Regions from separate parts of the Homo sapiens genome. Here regions 1, 2 and 3 are each linked to region 4. A link is a loop called in an ENCODE intact Hi-C map of the cell type or tissue named here. Cell type or tissue: dorsolateral prefrontal cortex. All regions are shown on one strand.

The links. Peaks named below come from ENCODE experiments on the same cell type or tissue, not always from the same donor. Only the 100,000 strongest peaks of a DNase experiment are listed, where the experiment ranks them.
Region 1: a loop joins it to region 4, with 8 times the contacts of the local background. A loop is called at or near these places in 69 of 110 quality-filtered maps.
Region 2: a loop joins it to region 4, with 8 times the contacts of the local background. A loop is called at or near these places in 62 of 110 quality-filtered maps.
Region 3: a loop joins it to region 4, with 3 times the contacts of the local background. A loop is called at or near these places in 2 of 110 quality-filtered maps.

What each region holds. Positions count from the first base shown.
Region 1 is chr12:13,660,368-13,662,867 of GRCh38, reverse strand. The region is part of intron 5 of GRIN2B (glutamate ionotropic receptor NMDA type subunit 2B); the gene reads left to right. Among named protein-coding and RNA genes, the nearest start is that of LINC01559, 280 kb to the right of the region's middle. In dorsolateral prefrontal cortex, a CTCF peak has its summit at 1,377 (motif pointing right); a DNase peak (open chromatin) is centred at 1,387; H3K4me3 peaks cover 335 bases.
Region 2 is chr12:13,533,846-13,536,345 of GRCh38, reverse strand. No RefSeq gene overlaps it. Among named protein-coding and RNA genes, the nearest start is that of LINC01559, 160 kb to the right of the region's middle. RefSeq lists a silencer at 2,377-2,500. In dorsolateral prefrontal cortex, CTCF peaks have their summits at 1,169 and 1,377 (motif pointing right); a DNase peak (open chromatin) is centred at 1,405; H3K4me3 peaks cover 685 bases.
Region 3 is chr12:13,975,748-13,978,247 of GRCh38, reverse strand. All of the region lies in intron 2 of GRIN2B (glutamate ionotropic receptor NMDA type subunit 2B), which reads left to right. Among named protein-coding and RNA genes, the nearest start is that of GRIN2B, 4.6 kb to the left of the region's middle. In dorsolateral prefrontal cortex, a CTCF peak has its summit at 1,172; no DNase peak of the experiment used is centred here; H3K4me3 peaks cover 2,500 bases.
Region 4 is chr12:13,276,817-13,279,316 of GRCh38, reverse strand. No RefSeq gene overlaps it. Among named protein-coding and RNA genes, the nearest start is that of EMP1, 81 kb to the right of the region's middle. In dorsolateral prefrontal cortex, CTCF peaks have their summits at 751 and 965 (motif pointing left); a DNase peak (open chromatin) is centred at 936; H3K4me3 peaks cover 948 bases; H3K27ac peaks cover 899 bases.

The DNA of each region.
Region 1 (2,500 bases), 380 kb before region 4:
TTATAATAAAACTGAATCTTTATCCTTTCATAAAGTGGAGGACAGAGCCAGTAGCCCAGTAAGAAAAAGTTAAAGCCTGCCCTACTCACTCCAGAAGATTCTTAATTACCTGATATCTTCATGTAGTTGCTCAAGACATTCCCTGACACGAGGCCGATTGGGTTTATGCATTTGGCGAATATTTTCCCGAGCCCCTACTAAGGGCTGGGCACTATTCTAGGTGCTGGGGAAACAGTATTGAACAAGACCAACAAGTTCCCTTCCTCAAGGAGCCTGTGTCTTGGTGAGTGGGGCCAGACAACAAACATATAAACAAATCAATACATATGATCATTTCAGATAGTGCCATATACGCTTAAGGTGGTAAGACAGGGTGCAGTGGCTGTCAGACTCTTAAGGCCAGTCTCAAAGGGGCTTTTGATAGATTTATCATTTTAAATAAGTTGCTAGTTAAATTTCTTCAGAGTATGTTCAGCAGCTGTCATAAGAAATTTCACTAGCAACTTATGTAAGAACTTTCCAAATTATGTCCACAAGTCCTCTGCCTAAATTGTATACAGATTCTGTGTTGAGGCTACAGGCCCACTTTGAGGCCACAGGAGAAATATGAGTAGTATTTTATCTCCCATTTTTTTCTCGCTGCTAGATTTTAGAGAATGGGTATGGATTTATATAATCTGTCACATCAGGCTATGAACATTACAATATTTATGCTTGATTTTTCCAAAAAATCAAGAAGCATTAACCTTCATTGTTTAATAAGAACTGCATTTAGTGAGTTACCTACTCTAGCCTACTGTTCTAAGTGAGCATGGCATCTTTTGGCTTTCTTTCACAGCTGTTACGGAAATTACTTCACTTCCTTGTCTCCAGTTGACCCTGTACCATCGAATGTGACACAACATGGGACCTGGTGAGGGTGTATAGGAAAGGTCATAAACTGGCAGTCAACAGACTACTTTTGGGCCATCGACATGTTCTATACGGCCTAAAAGGTATATTTAAAGATTAAATTGGTTTCTAAAATTTAAAAATTCAGATTCCCATAGAACTCCAGATTCTGGATTTCCTGAAAAATCAGAAGATGGGCAACACTGCGTTCACATTCTGCGGGGCCGCCTTTGGTTGGAATACATGCTGTCCAGTTCATCTCAGCCCCCTGCAAGTGTCCCACCTCTTTCATTAATTATCTACCTAGCCCCTGCAGACACTGGAGTTTGCAACTCCTAGAACACGGATGAGTTCGAAAAAGAGTCATTCCCTGCTTAAAATCTAAAATGGATACCTTAGAAATGGGTAGATTTAGGATTAAGGGATTGGGCATTTATGGAGCTGACACAGCCTTTTGATTGCTCCTGCAGTTTACCTTGGAGTCTCTAGGGGGCAGCTGCGAATTCTGAGCACTGCCTTGGAAATGCAAGCACACGGAGCAATTACAGTTCTGTGTTGCACGGAATCTCCAGATGTACCCTGGAAGTGTAGAAGGCAAAAGGCACTACTTGTCTGAAGGGGGTTTTCTGTTTGTCAGACAATGAAATACAGAAATATCGACTTTTAATGCATTTAAAGGTTTTAGGCACATGAGGAGTGTGCATTTGTCTTTTTTCTTGGCAGAGTAACAAATAATCCTAACTGAAGGAACACCCGGAATGGCTTCACAGGCATGAGCTTTACAGAGAATTGGAGTGATCCAAGGGCATTTACCTAGCAAAGAAAGGAAGGCTTCAACAGAGAAAAAGCTCAGCTAGAGGACTAGGAGAATGAAGGAAAGGGGCTGGGTAAATGAAACATGTGAATATAGGAAAAACTGAAATTAGAAATGAAGGCAGGGCCAGAATGTTGCATCTTAAATGTAAGAATGGAAAACTGACAGCAATTAAAAACAGAGTGATATAGTCTAAAAGTGTAGAGAGAAAGCTTGATGATTTTAAGTCATGCTATACTGATTAAACTGTGGAGAGAGAGGAGGAAAAGCAGAGTCAAGAAAAGATGAGGTTGAAGTTGTCAAAGCAGAAGAGCCGTACTCAAGAGGCTTTGAACAGTCTGGCTAGAAGCGAAGGGAAGTTAATAATGACAATAATTACACGTGTATCTTTATATTGTGCAAGTGCTAAATAAGGATGCAAAGGAAGTGCTTAGTCTCTTTTTGGCGATTTTAGATCCCTTCATCCCACCCCAGAAGTTAGAAACACTTCATCTCAGAATGGAATTTCCTAATATTCATAGAACAACATTGACCATATAGCATTTTTCTACTCCACAAAGCTCTAGTGAACCTCTTCTTCTCTGATCCCCAGTGGTGTTTCTGCTTTTCATGTGAAAGCAGATTCTCAAAGTCCACGAGAAGGAGGCATTGCTTTTGCTGCCTGTATCCAGAGTTAGCACTTTTATCAATCAGTTAGCTTCAGTTCAATTCAACAAACCTAAACTGAAGGGCTCTTCTATGAAGGACTCTGTGCTGGGTGCTAAGAGGAAAATATAAAGGTAAATAGACACCCTG
Region 2 (2,500 bases), 260 kb before region 4:
TCTTTCTCTTTTGCCTTTTCTTGAAATTAATGTTTGTATAGATTTTTCTCTAATCCCACTGCACACAACAGTGTGATTATTTATCCTATCCAAGAAACCTCTCAGTTATCAGAGAAGAGGAAATTTTTTTCTTTCAAGTTACATCCAAAATAACTATCATTTAATGTGCACCTACCATATTCTAGTCCCTTTCATTCATTATCTCATGTGATCCTCTTAATACCTCATTTTACAAATGTTATTACAGTATTGAGGTTTGGAGAGATTTGTCAACTTGCTCAAAGTCATACAGCTATTAAGTGAAAGATCAGCAGTTCAAAACCAGTGATGCACATTTCCAAGCTCTTATCACTCAAACCACCTCACAGATCTACTGCAAAAAGTAAACTAGACAATGAACATGAAGCTATTCTGCAAACTGTAAAGTGCTGAGGATAAATGTAATGTGGTATCATTCTGTCTAGCAACACCTTGATCATTGACTTGCCCCTTTCTGATGCTCAACAATTAGTTCCTTATACTCCCTTAGGCACCAATCTTGGCAGATCTTGTCCCTTTGTAACTCTTTGTGTTTGAGGGTTTTTGCTTTGTTCAGAGTATCACGTTGGGTAGCCATTCTGAGAAAGTCATGAAGAAATGGTCTTTGCAAGAGAGAATCACCACCACCACTGTCAACATAAACATTAACTATTGGATACTTAATAATGGCCAGCACTGCACTAAACATTTTACATATATTGTCACATCTGCTGTTTATAATAACGCTGGGGAAAATGTATTTCCCTCCCAACTCCTCATTTTACAAAGGAGGAAATCAAGGTGCAGTGATGTTACTTAGCCAGCTTGGAGTTGCACAGTGGAACAGATCTATCTTAACCCAGAATTTTTCTGTTATGGAGCCTTTGAAGGCCACAGTGCTCCTAAAAATGTCATTTCTGAGGCAGCTTTATTTCTTGTCAACGTCTAGTCCAGAGGTTTTCAACTCTGGCTGTATATTAGCGTTACCTAAGGAGATTTTGAAGTTGCAGATGCTAAATACTCAGTAATTTGTAAAAACTCTTTGGGGGGTGCTCAGCTGGAGCCAGGGCTAGAAACAAGTGGTCTCAGTTAATGCCAGCAAAAATGAATCAGGGCCAGGAGAAGGGAAAGAGGCTGGTGCAAATACCTACAGCCAGAGGGAATGCACAGAGGGTTCACAGTAAGAATATAGGAAACCCAGAAATATTATTTACCCAATATGTCCTTTGAGGTGTGTCAGTTACTAATCTGGGGCTTCCACATTCACCCGTGTCCTTCTTGCCTTACTTTGTGATCCTGGTGGTCTCTGTAAGCTACAGCTCTCCTTTGCCAGCCTCTCTATGCTAGGCTCTGCCAATAGAGGGCGCCAGAGGGAGCCTGGGAGACTGGTGGATGAAAGGTTTTTTGTTTTGTTTTGTTCAGTTAGCAAGCCAGCCCCTCTGTGGGCATCTGGCTCCTGACGTCTCCCTAACTCTCGTGGGCAGTTCCCCCATCCCAGGATGGCTTTCTGCCCGTTTCTTTCTTGTGCAGCAGCCATGCCCTTGCCATGGTCTTAGTCTTGAATCTCAGCCTTGCAGAGCTCCCCTCTCAGCAGAAAGTCCCTTCCTTGTTCACGTTCCCTCTATCCCAGAGTGGAAGTCATTCTCTGTAGTTGCTACTCACATTACAACTCAGGGTTCTCTTTCACCCTTTCACAAAACCATTATGCAGTTAACAATTCCTTAACTTTTCCCTGCTCAAATTCTTGCTTTGGTCAGTTGCCTCAACTGGACCATGGCAGGTATATTGGAACACTCTCTTTATAACTCTGCTGTCAGATCACAAAGTGAGATGAAGGAAAAGTTTGCACAGGCTCCCCTCATGAAGCCTGGGAGAGCATGCCCCTTTAAGGAATGGGATCCGTTTCAATGATTCTGGTTAAGAAAAGGCTGCATGAGCTACTGGCGTATTTATTCTGTAACCAACCGCTAATGCCAGACTTTTTCTTTGCTTTCATTGCTATATCACAATGGTAAAAGAATTGACTTAATTAATTTGCAGCCTGTACATAATGAGAAGAATATTTCCTGACAGCTTTATAGAGAGGATGATAGTTACATAACATTAGTTACATAATATATAATTTATAATTTATTTTCTATAAAACTCATTTAATAATAATATCACTTATATAAGTAGATGCTTGTATATCTATCTGCTTTATATTTATTCTGTTGGTTGTGGTGGCAGTGGAGGAAAAAAGGATATCTTCATTATTTTGTCTGTGTAGCTTTTTTCTTAGGATAAACCTACTGGCAGATTTTGATAAAGCTGTTCTGATCTAAGTTAACAACGATCACAAAGGTTATGTGGGGACTGTGGAGATGATTATGGCGCAGGACCTATGAGAAAATTCTAGGGGAAGAGCAGGTCTGCCACTGCTTCTACTCATTTGCATTCACTCATTCATCCGAATATTTATTGAGTGAGCATGCAATGTCTG
Region 3 (2,500 bases), 700 kb before region 4:
GATGAACTCTTAATTTGACTTCAAAATAGAAAAGAGGTATGGGTGAGAAAGGCAGCTCCATGTGCAATGCTTTCATACATACAGATGGACAAGGAGAGGAGGGCATTGATGGGGCACAGGGCCCCTTTTGCATCCCCAGTGCCACAACACCAGTACTCTACACCCAGTAGGTCCTTTGGAATGTTCGTTTGTTGGTGATGGGTTTGACAAGGATGCTGTTTGACAGGATCTCAGCTACCTCATTTATCTTGAATGCCAATGGATGAAGCCAGGTTCCAGGCTATCATTAGTTGTCCCTAAGACTAGGCGAGGTTGAAAGGGGAGGGAGTTGAGGAAGAGAGGAAAAAGTGGGTGGGGAAGCTATAAAGGGAAAGGAGAGGTAATCCAACTGGAAGAGGCTTGTTAAGATTCAAGGAGGAATCGCCACAGGTGGTCTGTGCCTTTTCACCATGCAAAGCCATTTTGGAGACCCTGATGAGGAAGCAGGTGTTCCCCATCCTCGCAGGCAGTCTCTGTGAGGCTGTGACTCAGTGGTGCTCTGAGCCATCTCAGGGCCTTTGTTCTCGCCCCCTTTTTCCCCCTCACAGCACAGAGCTGACTGGGTTCTATTTTGTCTTTTCTCCTTCTGCCAGCCCCCTTACAATGTGGGTGACATGGGAAAGAAAGGTGGCGGCTGGTGGGAGGAAGAGCAAATTTAATTTCAATCGAGGAACCTCCATGATGTGCAATTAAGAAAAGTAATAATAATGGGAAATAAAGACTTCCCAGGACACAGTTAAGGACATTAGGTGGGTGATTTCAAGAGAAGCAGAACAACATGGTTATCTTCTATGTCTGTTTCAGGTGTGGCAGAGCATGGCGGATCTGTGAACACAGAGTGATGTGGCAGTTTAGAGTTAGGTGTTACATGTGAGGAGAGGAGCCGGGAGTACCACTGGATTGTCTAATTTTTCCTCTCCCGTTGGTTCCATCCCTAGGAAGCCTGTCTGTCTGAAGATCCATGCTTTGCTAATGTATATATGCAATTTTTGCCAGGGATGGACGCAGGCAGAGAGAATCAATAAGAAGGTGAAATGACAGGAAAGGAGGGGAAAGAGAAAAAATCCTCAATTCAATACTTTGCACACCAAGTGCTTTTCTTTAAGGCTGATTGAGAAGAGCGACTTCCTCTGGAGAAGGGATGAACAGCAGGAACCTTGATTTTGTGTTCTTGGTTTACCTCCAGAAAGATAGCTTTGGAATCTTGACTGTCTTCCCTGACCTTCATGTACATTCACCCAGTCTTGTGTGGGGAGAGGCAGGGGGCACCTGGGAGGTGGGCAAATGGACTGAAATTGGCTGGTGGAATGAGGGGTGTTTGGGAGAAACAGGACTGAGCTGATGCATCCCTTGGCCACAATATTACCTTGTAAAACATTCTTCCAGTTCCTCCATGAATACAATAAACCCTGGGGGCAGGATTTTTTTTTTCTATATTCTTGTTTAAGAATCTGAAAACAAAGGTGACATATATACTACTAACAGGTTAAAGTAAAAAAATTGTTAATATTTATGGGCTATAAATAATATTGATGGACTATAAAAGGAGACAGGTGAAAGGACAAATTGTATGGGAAGAAATCATAATCCCAAATCAGCATGTAGAAGCTAGGGAAGAGAAAAAAGCCAGGGTTGAACTCACCATTCTAAAGATGGGAAAACTGTTGTTCCAAACGATAGTCTTGTGTCTTTAATATTGAAGACTGGGGCCGACAAAACCACTCATCTTGTGTATTTTGTTGGAGTCAAAAGTAGCTGAGCTGGAAAAATGAAGCTCCTCTTTTTCCTCAGTGCCATTCTACCCCATCCTTAGGAATTCTAGAAATTTCTTCCTTTCAGTAAACTACATTTTCAGTCGCTGCTCCTGTGCACATGATTGGATGCCAGTATTGTCTCTCATTGTAAATAAATATAGATCAAAAGAGTTACTGGTCTAATGAATTGTTCGCATTTATTAAAGTGCATCTACTCTTTGCAACCACAAGAGGAAGTCTCCAGGGAGAGTAGATTAGTGGTTGAATTGATATCTTCCAGAAGGAGGCCAAAGCTAGAACAGAATGTAGTCGGGATGAAAGAGCAGGCATAGCTCAGAGAAGGTGGGTTTTTGAGGTTCACCTGCGGCTGTTAATGGTGCCTGCGGCCATTACACAGAATCCATTGTGCTGTGAACATTTTGGGGGATTGTGAACCCAGCAAGGTGTGTTTATGAACCTTTAGTTGTTTTCTTGATGTTCTCCACCTTATTTTTGGTCTTTTCACTTCCTAGTACTTTCAGCAGAGGTTGGCAGAGAAGGGACCTCATGCACGTCTACCTTGTCCCCTTGGTGAAACTCTCCATGGCTGCCCCAGGCTGTGGAATTGCCTTCCTTTCTGGTCTTCACCAGCATGTGCTCATGCTTCTTAGTTTATCCTGACTTTGTTTATATGCCCTGTTTCCCTAAGAAGTTTGTGCACTCCTCAA
Region 4 (2,500 bases):
CTCAATGGTTTGAGTAAAAGGGCTCAACAGTGTTGCCCAGGAGTGGCAAGCGTCTCGGAGCCACAGCTTCTCCCGGGCGCACCTGCGGGTCTCAGGGCTGACAAGCCCTTTCCCCTCCCCTCTGTTCCCGCTCCCCCTTTCTTCCCCTAGTGCCTCCATCTTAGTTGCCCAGTAATTGCATCAAATCTGAAGAAGCAGATCCGTCTCTAAAAAGGGCAGTGGGAGGGAATTGCGCTGCTCTTTTCAGAGATGAGAATTGAGAGAAATAGGGCAGAGAGATGAAAATGTAATGTTGAAAAATTCATGCTAGAGGAAGCACGTGCTGGCCCTCCCCTGCTCTGCCTCCCATCTGATAAGCTTCTGGCAGAGGCCTGGCTTTCCAGGCACATGAGAAGACCATGGGAGGTTTGGCCAAATCTGTCTGAGGGTGACCTGAGAACTGGCAGGGGTCTGGGGAGTGCCCACGCGTGTGCAGGGACAGAGCTGCCACTTGGCTTCTAGGGGCCTGTGTTGTCGAGGGGCTGGGGTCAGTAAGAGGGCAGGGGAGGGAGAGGAGGTGTCCTCCCGATCTACATCAAGAGCTGCCCCTCTACGCCACCTCCCGCCACTCCTGATGAATTCAGGCCTGGCAGGCACTGCTGTCCACAGACTCACAGGTCCCGTATGTTTAGGAATCCTGGGAGGCAAGGCTCGACCCTGGGCCAGGCGAGCAGCTGGCCTCGCTGCACTTCGTTGAGCACTGTGTGCTCTGAGCCTAGGGCGGGAGAGTTGAGGTGGCCCGGCTCTAGTGGCCCGAAAAGGCCCGGTCTCATTCCCAGCCCTAGTCTCTGACTCCCCTCGGAAAGCACTGCAGAGGCTGCGGCCTGATTAATGCTGCGCGCTAATATGTACAGGAGACCGGCTTGCGATTCCCGGCCAGCGGCCCCTGCTCCCCTGCACAGAGGCGGCGCCAGCTGCTCGACTGCGACCCCTGGCGGCCGCTGGAGGCACTCTCTGCGGAGCTTCAAAATCGAATGGGCCGCTGGACACGAAGTCGAGGGAGTATTAAAAAAAAACAACAAAAAACGGGGTAAGAGCTATGCACCCCCAGATGGTGCAGGGTGGGAGGTGGAGAATGAAGGGGAAGCCAATTTTGCTTTCTTATAATATAAACAGGAAGGAAGGGAACAATCTGTTGGGGATGGTGGGGGCTGATGCAGGGTAATGGGAGGGGGAAGGTGGAAATGTGAAAATCTGTTTATAGTTGGAATGGAATATGTTTAATATGATGCTTACACAAAATAAGACTTATAAGTTTTTCTCTGTTCTGAACCGTTTCCCTCATCTTCATTTTAAGTAGCAAAAGAACTCTGACCTGTTTTTTCTCTTTCATATTCCCAAAGCAGGCTGTGTTTTCAAAGAGGCATTCATTCAAAGAAATAAAACATACTTTGGCTTCCTCCAGTGCCTTCAGTGAGCCTAAGTCCAAACAGTCAATATAATACCAGAGTTGACAGCCTGGACATTGGAGAGGGACAGTGTAAATTCAATACGTATCTATACGCTAACTATGTGACCTTGAGCAATTTGCTCAACCTCGCTGAACCTTCTTTTCCTTATTCAAAAAACAAAATATAAGCAAAACGCACTGCTAAGATTGTGGTGATAAGGAGAATCCTGCCTCATCTCTACTTCCAGGACAAAGAAGCCGTCTATTGTGGTTCTGCGTTCCCTTCCCTGGCAGGACCCCTTTGTGTTGTGACTGTGACAGACTCAGTTCATTAATAGTCAAGTGCCTATGAGTAGCAAGGGGATGAGTCCTCTGGGACTTTCCCTGACTCCTTCCCTTTCTTTCTCATCAGTTCACACAGCCCTCTAGCCCGTGTCTGCCATGCAAGACAACCAGGCATCACCCACAAAATGTTGCGTATGGTGTATGTGTGTTTAGTGTACAAGGGGTTTCTTGGCACAGAGCTGATCTTAGCTGAGGGTGGAGTCTGATGGCTTCAGCCAATTCTTAAAGGCTAGAGATCAGTGTCCTTCTCCTTGGTGTCAACATTGCAAATATGCAATTCTTTGATATGCGGCCTGCTAGTGGCTCCGGCTATGAAGAGGTTCTCCAAGTGGCTTCTCCCACTAGTGTAGTGGGAGAGGAGCAACATACACACAGGAAAAACTGAATAAGAAGTCATGATTCTAGACACCAATGTGTAAAGAAAGGGCCAGCTGAGGGGCTCACGGAGCACTATCAGCGATCAGAGGATAGGAAAACTCCCTCAGACAGAAGTTGAGGGCTCACCTGAGCCCCAAGAGCTACAGAAAGTGGTCCTGGTGCTGTGATGAAGTGGGCAAGCTCTTCCCTCTAATTCAGGGTGGAACACTGGAAGGGCATATCACAAGGTGTATCATCCATAAGGAGGAAGGAGAACATATGCAACACATCTGAATCTTCAAAGGTAATAGGCTCTTGAAGATGCCGGGCTGTCTTTAGCCCCAGATCTTGGGGCTTATTGCAGGGCAT